3 separate regions of the Mus musculus genome follow, and all the other regions are linked to region 2. Evidence: chromatin contacts called from ENCODE Hi-C or POLR2A ChIA-PET data. All regions are on one chromosome and are shown on one strand. Each heading gives the region's core, a stretch centred on a gene start or an enhancer-like site at or near the end of the contact. The rest is flanking DNA. Distances are from core to core; before and after follow the strand shown. Region 1 has its middle 58 kb from the start of Gm33502. Region 2 has its middle 23 kb from the start of Gm33502. Region 3 has its middle 7.3 kb from the start of Gm26295.

Region 1 (4,130 bases), core at 1,384-3,883, 34 kb before region 2:
AAATAGGAACTGTTTCCCATCTGGTGTGTGCTGTGAATCTGATGAAATTGCTATGATCAATAAGCTCTCACCCGGCAGAGTGATGACGTCACTGCGGAAGACTCCGCTCCTATTGGTGCTCCTGACTAAAGGGCCATGTGGCCAAGTAAAGGCTGCAGTTGTGAGATTTGGTGAGTGTCACAAAGCCTGTATTCTGACAGACACCATCTCAGGTTGGAGTGAAACGGGAACAGGAAACATCCATCATTTTCCCTTCTCTTCTCCCACTTCCTCACCTCAGTCATTCTGGGTCCTCCCTCCTCCCATCCAGGCCCAGTGAGACTTCCTGTTTTCCTCTTTTGAGGACTCGCTCTCCGTTCCCTCTCATCTTGATAATTGTCCTTGCCTGCTTTATCCCTCGGATTCTGTTCCCTGCCCCCTCCCAGCTCCTACTTCATGTTTATTCAGCTCTCTCCACAAAAACATAGGCCCATTGAGATAAAGACCTTAATCACTCAGTCTCAGGGGGAAAAAAATCACTCAGAACCTCAGAAAACTCTCTGAATTAGAGAGTAGCTGAGGGCCAGAAGCAGGAAGAGTTCTAGTCTAGAAAGATCAGTTTACAGGAGCCCTTTAAATGGCCGTCGCTTGGGGTTTCTGCCCTTCGTCACCAGGCAGAGAAACCTTCTACTGTGTCCAGCAAGTAAGCCTCTGTAAGGTCATGGGTATAGGAAAGTGGAAGCCTGGGGGCTCAGAGCCATCGCAAAGAGACTCCTCGGGGTCAGAGGTCACATCTGTGGCTGAGAACAGAAGGTAAAATCGGCAGGAAGTGGCACACTCCTGGCGGATGCATTCCTAAACCTAGGCCCCGAGGTAGCTAACAAGTTCAGCCTCAAGCTAACCCGGTCACATGTGTATGCTGTTACACACTATTGCGCAGGTGTGTGGGCGCTTTGCTATGGAAGGCATAGACATGGTTCCTTCCTAGGTCTACAGATGGGAAGGACCATGCTCAATGGCAGCTTGCAGAGGGAGGGAAATCACAGTATGTTGTAACAGCACACTGCCATCCTCCACGCGCCTAGCATCAGTCCTAAAGTTAGGCAGTTTTGGTTTGAAGGGAGCAATTCATGTCTTAGAAAAAAATTCCTTTATAGGCAAAAATGAATTAGTGTTGTCAGCCAGGAAATATCAGAGTGCCTGTTTTGTTTGTTGGTCATGTTTTTTTTTTTTTTTTTTTTTTTTTTTATCTTGTGATTAGAAAATACATGTGGAGAAAGAGGAACACTCCTCCATTGTTGGTGGGAGTGCAGGCTTGTACAACCACTCTGGAAATCAGTCTGGCGGTTCCTCAGAAAATTGGACATAGTACTACCGGAGGATCCAGCAATACCTCTCATGGGCATATATCCAGAAGATGCCCCAACTGGTAAGAAGGACACATGCTCCACTATGTTCATAGCAGCCTTATTTATAATAGCCAGAAGCTGGAAAGAACCTAGATGCCCCTCAACAGAGGAATGGATACAGAAAATGTGGTACATCTACACAATGGAGTACTACTCAGCTATTAAAAAGAATGAATTTATGAAATTTCTAGCCAAATGGATGGACCTGGAGGGCATCATCCTGAGTGAGGTAACACATTCACAAAGAAACTCACACAATATGTACTCACTGATAAGTGGATATTAGCCCCAAACCTAGGATACCCAAGATATAAGATATAATTTGCTAAACACATGAAACTCAAGAAGAATGAAGACTGAAGTGTGGACACTATGCCCCTCCTTAGATTTGGGAACAAAACACCCATGGAAGGAGTTACAGAGACAAAGTTTGGAGCTGAGATGAAAGGATGGACCATGTAGAGACTGCCATATCCAGGGATCCACCCCATAATCAGCATCCAAACGCTGACACCATTGCATACACTAGCAAGATTTTATTGAAAGGACCCAGATGTAGCTGTCTCTTGTGAGACTATGCCGGGGCCTAGCAAACACAGAAGTGGATGCTCACAGTCAGCTAATGGATGGATCATAGGGCTCCCAATGGAGGAGCTAGAGAAAGTAGCCAAGGAGCTAAAGGGATCTGCAACCCTATAGGTGGAACAACATTATGAACTAACCAGTACCCCGGAGCTCTTGACTCTAGCTGCATATATATCAAAAGATGGCCTAGTCGGCCATCACTGGAAAGAGAGGCCCATTGGACTTGCAAACTTTATATGCCCCAGTACAGGGGAACACCAGGGCCAAAAAGGGGGAGTGGGTGGGCAGGGGAGTGGGGGTGGGTGGATATGGGGGACTTTTGGTATAGCATTGGAAATGTAAATGAGCTAAATACCTAATAAAAAATGGAAAAAAAAAAAAGAAAATACAAACTTGGAGTCATCCACCACTCTGCCTGCCATGTGAATGAAGACCAGCCACAGTGGGAGTGGGGAACACTGTAGAGAAGACACCTATTCCTGGTAGCTCCCTAGAAGCTATTTGCTGTTAAAACAAAAAAATGAATTCCTGGAGCAGATTCCAAAATTCCAGGCAAATTTCCTCACTTTTCACCACACGCTATGAGCTCATGTTCTGGAATTTTCCCCCTGTGTGTGTGACCTTCCCTAACCTAGACTGGATGTACGGGAAAGTGCAGGTGGCAGGAACTCTGTAGCCACGGAATTTCTCTCCAGGGGACAACAGCAGGCCTCAGAGGACAGCTGGACAGAGCCCTCCAGGGGGTCTTAATGGAGGTAAGCACCCAGAGCCCAGAGTGACATTCCTGGCTACCCTGAGGTAAGCACACAACTACACTTCCTCAGCCAAGGAAACATATTTGCATATGCAAAAATGCATTCCTGACTTTACAGGTGAATAGCAAGGGCCTTAGGACCAAATACACCAAGCACACTTTGAGCCCCTGATTTTAGGCTCTGCTGGGGAGATTTTAGGTTGCTGATCAGGGAGAGATCCTGGTACTTTCAGGTATCAGATGAGAAAGAGTATTGAGACCCACAGATTTATAGATTCCTCTCAAAAGCTTCCTTCCTTCCAAACTGTGTCCACTCTTGCTCTCTTCCTGGAACTCCACAAACCGTGTCACACTGCTCACTACAACGGTAGCATCCTTCCTTTCTCCTGCCTTACTCTGCCCGCCTCTTTCCTTCACACCGCGTAGCTACTTCCATATACTTTCTGAATCTCATCTTCCTTTGTCAATCTCCTGGACTCCTCCCTCAGTCCCATTCTGGGTCACCCAAACTGTTGCCATGGTCTGCGTGCTGGCTCTTTTCTCTGAAGCCCGACTACCCCTCCCACCACAGAGCATCTCTGGGATTCTTAAAACCCAGCTGTGTCTGCACTGACCTCTGCTGTAAACCGCTGGACTCCCTGGATCAGCTGCAGACAGGCCCCCAACCCCTCCCCTCTCCCCCCAACCCCCTCTAGCTGCTAGCCCCCACAATTCCCTGGGCTCCTGCCCTTACTCTTGCTTTCAGTTTTCACAGGCTCAGGCTTTTCAGGCCTTCCACGGTGTTTGTTTATCTATCCAACTTAGCCCTTGGGGCCCCAATATGATTAAGAAGCTTCTCTTGGGTTTCTGTCCTGGTACTGTCACCTCCTAGAGAGGTGTCATTTATATCTCAGCCTAGTACAGAGAGGGCTTTAGCTTATGAAGTGAGGAAAATACTTCTCAAGGGAACGAGTGAATGAATGAATGAATGAATGAATGAACGAGTGAGCAAATGAATCGTGACTGCTGTGCTTACGATGGTAGCAGAAGGAAGATGCTGAACCAGTGTGAAGTCATCACTTCTGGACACACCAGAGACCACCTGTGTTCTATCACATCACCAAGGTGATAACCGGGCACAAATTCGCACGTATAGACAATAATAACCCTTGTGTCGAGGTTCCACAGTGATCAGTGGAGCTGATGCATGCGAATATGCTTTCAAAATCATAAATGACTGTTCAGATGTGCTAGGGACGTGTCCAGCATCCCTGACGGGCAGAAGCCTCCGAGCTGGTGATTCAGAACAGAAACAAGCATACAGCAGACATAATGGTCCCATCGTCGTGTCATGGGCTGTGTTGTACCCCTCAGCGTCTAGCAGGGTCCCCAGGGAAGGACAAGGCTTCCTTCATACGCAGCCT
Region 2 (4,236 bases), core at 159-2,658:
ATGAAGAGGCGTAGGCATATGATTAAATGCTCCTTCTCTTGAGAGAGATGTGACTTCTAAACCTCTCCAAGGTCAGCTGGAAAAGGTGTTCCCAGCTTACCACAGATTTCAGCTAAGCTGGGCAGGAAGACTTTGGAAAACAACTCACACTTGATTTAGCTTAAAAATAAATGCAGGGACTAAAGGGATGTCCCCTGGTGGGAATCAAAGCAGAAAACATCAATTACCCAACCAAACCCAGCATTTCAAGTCAGCAGGGACCTGTGCATAGTCTTCACCACCAGGGAGAACAACTCCCAACGCCAGGGGCCAAGGCAAGTGTCTTGATCAGAAAGGGTATAAATGCTGTCGCAACACAAAACGTTGAAAAACAAGATAAGCCTTTGATCTTATCATATCTACCTTAGGTAGGTGGATATTTGGGCCGTGGACGTGGCTCAGTCAGTAAAGGGCTTGCGGTGCAAGCGTCAGGATCCCAGATCAGGTCTCCAGCTCCTATGTAAACGTTTCAACATGGTGGTGCTTGCTTAAGATCCCAGTACTGGGGAGAAAACCAGGGTCCCTCTGGCTTGCTGACCTGCCAGCCTAGCGAAGCCAGTGAGTTACAGGTTCAGTGAGATCCTGTCTGAGGAAGATACAGGATTGACCTCTGCCCTCACACTCATTCACATGCTCCCATACATGTGCACAGACATACTTACAAACACAGATAAAATAAAATAAAATACTGAATATTGTGGTATAACCTAAAAGAAACAACTTCAAAGGGCAGAACATTTGTCTTTTTAGACACCTGCCCCCATAGGGCCAGACACAGTGTGGGACTGTATGGGCGTGTGCAGGCTGAACAAATACACAATATACCAGGGAGACCAGGCACCAGCCTTGACTACATCTTACAAGCAGGTTGGAAAAGATCGGAGCATTTTAGTTACAGATTCCCTGAAAAACACTTAGCTTTTGTGACTTTGAAAATCACAAACGCTGACATTTGCAGCTCTCTTTAAATGTGAATAAACCATTGACATTTCCATAGATAGAATCCCAACCCCAGGAGACCTTTTTCCAATCTAGTCACTCCAGCGTCATCAGGACTGTGAACTCTCCTTCCCCAGGAGAGGTGCCAGAATGACAATGCTAATGATCAAGGTCACATAGCTGTAACCAGATTGAGTGTGAAATGTCTGGCGTTTATTTTATCTGTGCTTTGCTTTGAGTTCAGACTTCACTGCCAAAGATGTTAGCCAACAGGTTTGTGCCACAGCTGTCCCCTCTACAAAGCAATTGCACAAAGACAGGATGTTGTCTTACAGAGAAGCATCCTCTGGTTCCCCGCTGGACAGCTCAACAGCTGGCTGCAGGTCACAAACAAACCAGAAGAGTATGTTGGGTGATGCCCGCTCAGCAGGAAGCTGGCCTCTGCCTTCAAAGGACAGCGGTGAGCTGGGACAAGTAGCAGATAGATACACAAGGGAGGCTTATGTAATGCTCAGGAGGACAAGGGCTGGCAATAGTCAGGGGCCCAGAGGGAGGACGCCTGAGGATGTCTCGGGAACAGAGAGGACCGAGAACTCACCAGGAGTGGGTCAGCTGCTCTGCATTAGGGGTTGTAGAGACTTGGAAACAGACCGAGCACAGACAGCAACTTTGTTTCCACATCAGGAAAAAAAAATCTCATTTGCATTAAGTTCTGACGTTTGAGGCGGTGGCAAGGACGCCAGCCTAGGTCATGGACCACAACCAAGCCCGGTGCTAAGTGCTTCGGATATACTTTCCCCTTTGATGTCTTCCAGACTGAGATGAAACGTTTCTCTCTTAAACGCAGGTGAGAAAACTGAGACTCAGATAGGAAGTAACTCACTCCCACTCCAAATGGAGGCTGTGAATCTGGTATCTGAGAACATGTTTTCAAAACTCTGCTAATCAGCTCTCACAGGCAAAACAATGATACCAGGGTGCCTTGGGGAAACAGAGCCCTTCTTAAGTAAACAGCTCTGGATCAACTAGATATTCATATGGGGGAAGAAAGCTTTGTAACCTTCTACTTCACACTATACCATATGTTAATACCAGTTGACCAATAAGATTTTAGAACAAAACATAAGAGAGTATGTTTTTGTTTTTTTGTTTTGCATGTTTTGTGTTCATTTTAATGATAAAAAAGGGCACAGGAGAAAAAAAACTGACATTTCACTTATATTGCATAACAAGCTAACCAAACTGGACATGGAAGATGAATTATAAAACAAATCATTTCACGTATATTTTTTCTAGGACTATTCTTCAATTAGACTTCAGTATTTCAGATAAGGCAGAGGTATGGTACACTGGCAAACAAGAATAAATGCCAAAGTAACAGATGCCCCCAACCAAAACTCATGTCAGAACACATCATACAGTAAGCATTTATCAGATCAGAGCAGCAGGAGAAAGTTACTTCTAAGTCATCATCATTTGAGTGGTATTTGTCAGGTTCACCATGGTAACTTTGTAGCATCATTCTTCATTTGTGAAGTAGTAAAATTCATGTCAAAAAAAGGAAGGGAGGGTGGGGAGCCAGTCAGTTCATTCCAATAAATTACCTCTCCAGTTCTTATAAGCATGCCTATCAGCACAAAATTAAGAAATAATATCTAAGACTAGAAGAGAGTTGGTTTAAGTTATGAAGCAAATAAAATGGAAAAAAAAAACCCAAGAAAATAGAACCAATGGGGTTGAAAAAGCCCCTCATTGAAAACCTGTATTAAAAAATAAAATTAATAAAATAGAAATAGAAGCAAAACTCTACTAGTACAAACTAGCCTGAGTGGTTTGGTTGGCAGAGCGACTGGGTCACTGTCACTGCACTTCCATGTGGATTTAAGAGAGCATCTTCATAACCTCAGAGTAGACAGTGATTCCTAGGCAGAAAAAAAGTCTGTAACTATAAAAGAGAAAATTGATAAACTGGACTCTATTCTAAAACGAAAAGAGGGCTGGAGAGATGGCTCTGTGGTTAAGAACACTGACTGCTCTTTCAGAGGTCCTGAGTTCAAATCCCAGCAACCACATGGTGGCTCACAACCATCCTTAATGAGATCTGATGCCTTCTTCTGGTGTCTAAAGAGAGCAACAGTGTACTTAGAAATAATTATAAATAAGTCTTTGGGCCCGAGCGAGCGGGGTTAACCAGAGTGAGCAGAGGTCCTGAATTCAATTCCCAGCAACCACGTGATGGCTCACCTATCTCTACAGCTACAGGCTACTCATATACATTAAATAAATAAATAAATAAATAAATCTATCTTTTTTTAAAAATAAAATGAAAAGAACCCGTATTTTAAAATGAAGTACACCTATACATTGAAAAATAGGGTTGAGCACACACAATGAAAGATTTCCATAAGACTGGTAGTAGAACTCACTTCAGTGACCTATAAAGAACATCTACCAATCAATGAGAAAAAGGCAATCGGTAGAAAAATAAGCAGAAGACTTGAAGACACACATACACATACACACATGCCCATAAACACGTGAGAACTTGTTTGAGGCTATTAGTCATCAGGGAAAGGCAACTTAGAAAGCATAATGGAACGGGTACACACCCATCTCATGACTACATTCAAAAAGATGTGAAGCACCAAGTACCGGCAAGGACACAGACCAGTGAGAATGCTGGAAGCTGTCAGGAGTGTGGACTGAGAGGGGGACTGAGAAAAGCTGTTTGGTGATAGTTACTAAGGCTGGGTATACCCCTGTCTCACTCTGAGGGTGACGCTGACAAACACCATCTACATATATCATCCAACAATTCTCCTCCTAGACTACAGCCCATAGAAAGTGTCTATGTGCTAAACAAGGCACGCACACTAGCCTAAGACTCCGTAGCAATATTCTTGACGATATCTGAAAACAATGACTCACCAATAGAATAGGGTGGGTGGACCAAACCGCACCCATGAGTAACTCTTATAATGGGGATACTGTAAAGAACACAGACTTAAATGAAGATGTTTCATACATTTCCTTTCTTTAAAGTTAATAATAATGATGATAATAATGATAATAATAATAACAACGACACCCACAGAGCTCCTGCTCTGGCTTGCTGACTGTTGCTATGGTAAACAGCCTGACCAAAAGCAATTTGGGGAGAAAAAGGCTTATCTGGCTTACAAGTTACAGTTCACTGTCAAGGAAAGAAAATTCAGGGGAAGCCATCCAAGCAGGAACCTGGGGGCAGGAACTGAAGCA
Region 3 (3,954 bases), core at 755-3,254, 52 kb after region 2:
TTTTCTTTTCTGCTACCCACCCCCCTCCCCAACAGAAAACAGTAGTGTCAAATACTGTGCTAAAGACACACTTCCATTTTAAGAAAAACCAGTCTGGCCTCAAGACTTCTCATTTTCATAAAGTGAACCAAAAGAAGGATTCTGAATTCCCCTGATTCGACGAGATTTTTTTATAAGGTCTTCTTGCCAGGAGAGCTGTTTTAATTGAAATCTTGGATTTTAAAGTATACCTGGACAGGCCTATTTCATCTGGGAAAGCCAGGGATGTTAATACAGAATTTTGTCTTTGTTTTCCTTCCAGTTTTTAAATAGGGAAGTGTTCAGAGCCTAGGGATGTGAATTGTGCCCTTGACTTTGACTTCATTATTTTAATTGTTTATAATCTTCATTGTAACACAAAAACTGCAGTTATTTCAACACAGACGAGAATGTATTCAGCAGTCAATCCCAGATAATGCCGAATTGTTGGATTCTAATGATGCTCGGCTCAAACATCAAAATGCTATTTCATAAAGAATACAGTATCTTTTTTATTGCTCTCACCGAGTTTGGCATTGACCATAGGAAGAATGGTAAGGGTCTATGATTCACAGAAGAATGATACCTCAGACTCAAACAGTATGCAAACGCAAAGAGTGTTTTATTCTGCTAAAGTCCAGCATGCTGGGGTCTTCCATTACCAAGATAGAGAGACAACCAAGTGAGCTTGCAGGCCAGATTTAAAGAACGTTAGTGGATTCCAGGGTAGGTAGTCTCCAGGGGCATTTCAAAACTAGGGTGTTGCGGGGGGGGGGGGGGGGGGGCTGGAAACTGTTGCTGAGGAAGTCTGGAAACTTGCTGACCCGTTGTCCTTGCTTCTGTCCAGGTGGCCGGGCAGCTTCTAATGGCAGGGCAGTTTCTGACTAGCTGCCTCAAGTCTGGGGCTTTTTTCTAGTAACTGGCTTACCTGGGCTTGCCTGGACTTGCCCAGTTGTTAGACCTAGACTCTCTAGACTTGCAGTTTGAAGCCTGTCATGGAGTCTCACAATTAATCTAGAAGGGCTGCAGAAATGGCTCAGCTGCTCTTCCAGAGGACCCAGGTTGATCCCAAAACCCACATGGCAACCTCAACCACTTGGAATCCCAGTTCCAGAGGATCTGACATCAACTTCAGACCTCTGTGGGCATCAGGCACACACGGGGTGCACAGACAAACATGCAGACCAAATTATACAAACAAAATTAAAAAAAAATTTTTTTTTTAATTGGGGGATGGGATGGAGTAAATGTTCTAGAAAACCTTATCCATGTGTTGGAGCCAACAAAGAGCTCTGGAGCTACTCCAGTTTAAACTGTCAAACATTAAGCTACCATTCCAAGACTGGGCCCCAAGTCTTAGAAAGTACCATCAACTCCCTGGGCGATTCTTAGCCATGGCATGGCTCACCGGCATCATTGCAGGAAAACGTCTCAAGGATGCTCCCTCTGTTAGCAACACAGCCTGTATAAGAGCACCCCAGCTCTTGCACAGCACCTGCAGACCAGAGCACCACAGCAATGCCTCTCTGTGGTAGGAGGGAAAAAAAAGCACCAAGGATTTATTGAGTCACAATCAGAAAATCTCTCCAGTTGTGAAAATGGCGTAATTTACAGATAGACAGACTACCAGTTCTGCATTAGATGAGGTGAAGAAAAGAAAAAGATTCCATTAAAATATTGTTATTTCACATTCTCTGGATAGCTGAGCTTCCTGACTGACATTCTTCTCCGAGTTGGAGAGGAAGCTCTACCCAGCTCAGCTCTGCGTGGAGTCCTGAGGCACAGGACAAAAGCATGGTCGATCAGTGCAGCATTCCGGAGTCAGGGGCTAACGGGGAGCCTTCTCCCTGCCCGAAGTCACGAGGTCACGGGGCAGGAGGAAAGAGGAAAAGAGTGGGGGAAAGTTGACCCAGGACTAGTTGCATGCCAAAGTCATTGTTCTGGCTCAGCCACTCCTTCCTGGAAAGTGGTGTGTGGGGGAGGGTTGCGCAGAGCCTCCCGGCTCCGGTTTCCCGGATGTTGCTGGCTCCTTGGAGATCCCTGGGGTCTGCTTATTTACCAGGCTTGAAGGCCCCAGGGACAGAAGGATGTGAGTGGAAATTATTCGAAGTGAGACACAAGGAGAAACCAAAGGCAAAGTAAAAGCTTTCACACGCTGCTCGCAGCTATCTTTCCGTGCAAATTCTAATCAATGAAGCAGATGTCATAGCTTTACTGCCTGCTACAACTTTCAAGTGTGTTTCATGGCGTTTTGTTTGTTTATTCATTTATTTATTCCAGCAATGACATTTGGAGAATGCTTTAAAAATGCCAACACAAAGAGAAGAGACACATTTAAGGCTTCTGGAAAACAACTTTTAGTGCATTTCAAGCTCATCTCTAGCTATTCCAAAATATATTTAGTTCTCTGAAGTCATTAACAGAGAGAGGACCAGGTCCCTGCCAGGAATCTCTCCCGCTCCCTCCCACGCGTAGTTGATTAATGGGATCTAGTCAGGCTGGGTTTTAATATGCTTTGCTATCCAGTGGCACACGGTCAGTGAGCTGAGAAGCAGAGTTCTGGAAAAGGCACGTGTGGAGAGTTGTGGAGAGCGCATGACTTTGGGTGGAGATCAGGGTGGGTGAATCCAGGGACTTGTATGGTGGGCACAATGAATGAAAGGGACAATCAATCTCTGCAGATCTGCTATAGGAAAATGCCCCAGCAGACTCACTGTGCAGATCCAGAGCACCCAGGAGCAGAGAAGAAGCCCCGTCTCCATAATAAGCCATTTACCAGGGTGCCTTAGACAGCGTTGAAATTCCCGACCTTGGCATATGTCTGGTACACTCCTGGTGCCTTTTGCTGGGAAGGCTGCGGAAAGGGCTCAAGCTGATGGCAGACGGAGGCTAGATCTACTGTAAACACTGACTCAGCGAAAGGCAAGGCGAGTGAAGGCCATTTCCCCCAGGAAGGAGATTTTCTGGTACCAGGCTCAAGTTCCCAGCAGAGGCCCATTCTGAGAATGTCATCCCATGTGTGGGTTTGGGACTCATCTCATCTTATGCTCCTCTTAGCATGGTACAATGTTTACCACGAGTGAATAGATGTCTGCAAGAAGGGCAGAATAAATATTGGTCTGCTCTCTAGGGAAGATGATGGTGTTGGCATTCAAAACTGGGACAAACAGGTGTGGTGCATATTTAACTTATCAAAGTGGACCTGGCCCTCAGGTTCTCCCAGAATCCCTCAGTCCCTACCTGGCATACCCAGCCCTCTACCCTGAACTTTCCAGCTGAGGAGTGGAGCTTCCTTCCCCGCCTCCAGAAGTTCTTCCCTCTATAACACTGAAATGTTGGTAGTCCCAGCCCTCCTGACCCTCTTTTTCTCTCTCTGCTTCCTCTTCTCCCTCCCCTCTGTCTCCCTCCTCATGGCAACTTATCTGGCCTTGTTCCTTGGGATCAGAGAGTGGCTTCCCAATCAACCTGCCTTTATATAATCTAATCAAGCTTGAATTGACTCATTTCATCCTAGCAGAGGGGCGAATTCTAGACAATGCCAGCAGAGGGGATCTTGAAGATTCTCAGTGCCTAAAATGTTGATAAATGGTGGAGCTGATAGGCTTTCCCGGTGCCCCTAGTGAGTCACTACCTGTTGTGTACACAGCCTGCGATGCTACCTGTACCCCCAGAAACAACTAGGAACATACTGTGTCACCTGAAAATAAGTACTTTCTTTAAAGGGGCAGGAAAAACACTGGATCATGGCAGACTGCCTGAGAATGCCTGTGTCTAACTGTGGCATTGTTATAATGACTATGGTGTCCCCAAGGTTCTTGTGCTACATGCCTAATTCTCTGTCACTGACACTATTATGGAATGTGATGGAAACTTTAGGAGATGTGGTCTTACTGAAGGAAGTAGGTCACTGTGGGTGTCTCCCTTTGAGGATTATGG

Evidence for each region. Hi-C counts contacts between places; a loop is a spot of excess contacts on that map. ChIA-PET counts read pairs that join two places held with the same protein, here RNA polymerase II (POLR2A).
Region 1: a map of heart shows a loop between it and region 2 (3-fold over the local background). The contact joins two enhancer-like sites. A Hi-C loop is called at or near these places in 3 of 37 maps with a recorded cell type or tissue (all heart). POLR2A ChIA-PET finds 5 or more read pairs at or near these places in 2 of 5 experiments (Patski and embryonic stem cell).
Region 3: a map of T-helper 2 cell shows a loop between it and region 2 (4-fold over the local background). The contact joins two enhancer-like sites. A Hi-C loop is called at or near these places in 1 of 37 maps with a recorded cell type or tissue (T-helper 2 cell). POLR2A ChIA-PET finds 5 or more read pairs at or near these places in 4 of 5 experiments (Patski and embryonic stem cell).

The regions. Positions count from the first base shown.
Region 1 is chr16:30,732,863-30,736,992 of GRCm38, forward strand. No RefSeq gene overlaps it. Among named protein-coding and RNA genes, the nearest start is that of Gm33502, 58 kb to the right of the region's middle. Within about 2 kb of position 2,634, at least 1 of the 3 ENCODE cell types and tissues checked has a DNase peak (open chromatin) inside an H3K27ac peak, as active enhancers do; it is heart, where a contact is called at or near this core.
Region 2 is chr16:30,767,933-30,772,168 of GRCm38, forward strand. No RefSeq gene overlaps it. Among named protein-coding and RNA genes, the nearest start is that of Gm33502, 23 kb to the right of the region's middle. Within about 2 kb of position 1,409, at least 2 of the 3 ENCODE cell types and tissues checked have a DNase peak (open chromatin) inside an H3K27ac peak, as active enhancers do; they include heart, where a contact is called at or near this core.
Region 3 is chr16:30,819,497-30,823,450 of GRCm38, forward strand. No RefSeq gene overlaps it. Among named protein-coding and RNA genes, the nearest start is that of Gm26295, 7.3 kb to the left of the region's middle. Within about 2 kb of position 2,005, at least 2 of the 3 ENCODE cell types and tissues checked have a DNase peak (open chromatin) inside an H3K27ac peak, as active enhancers do.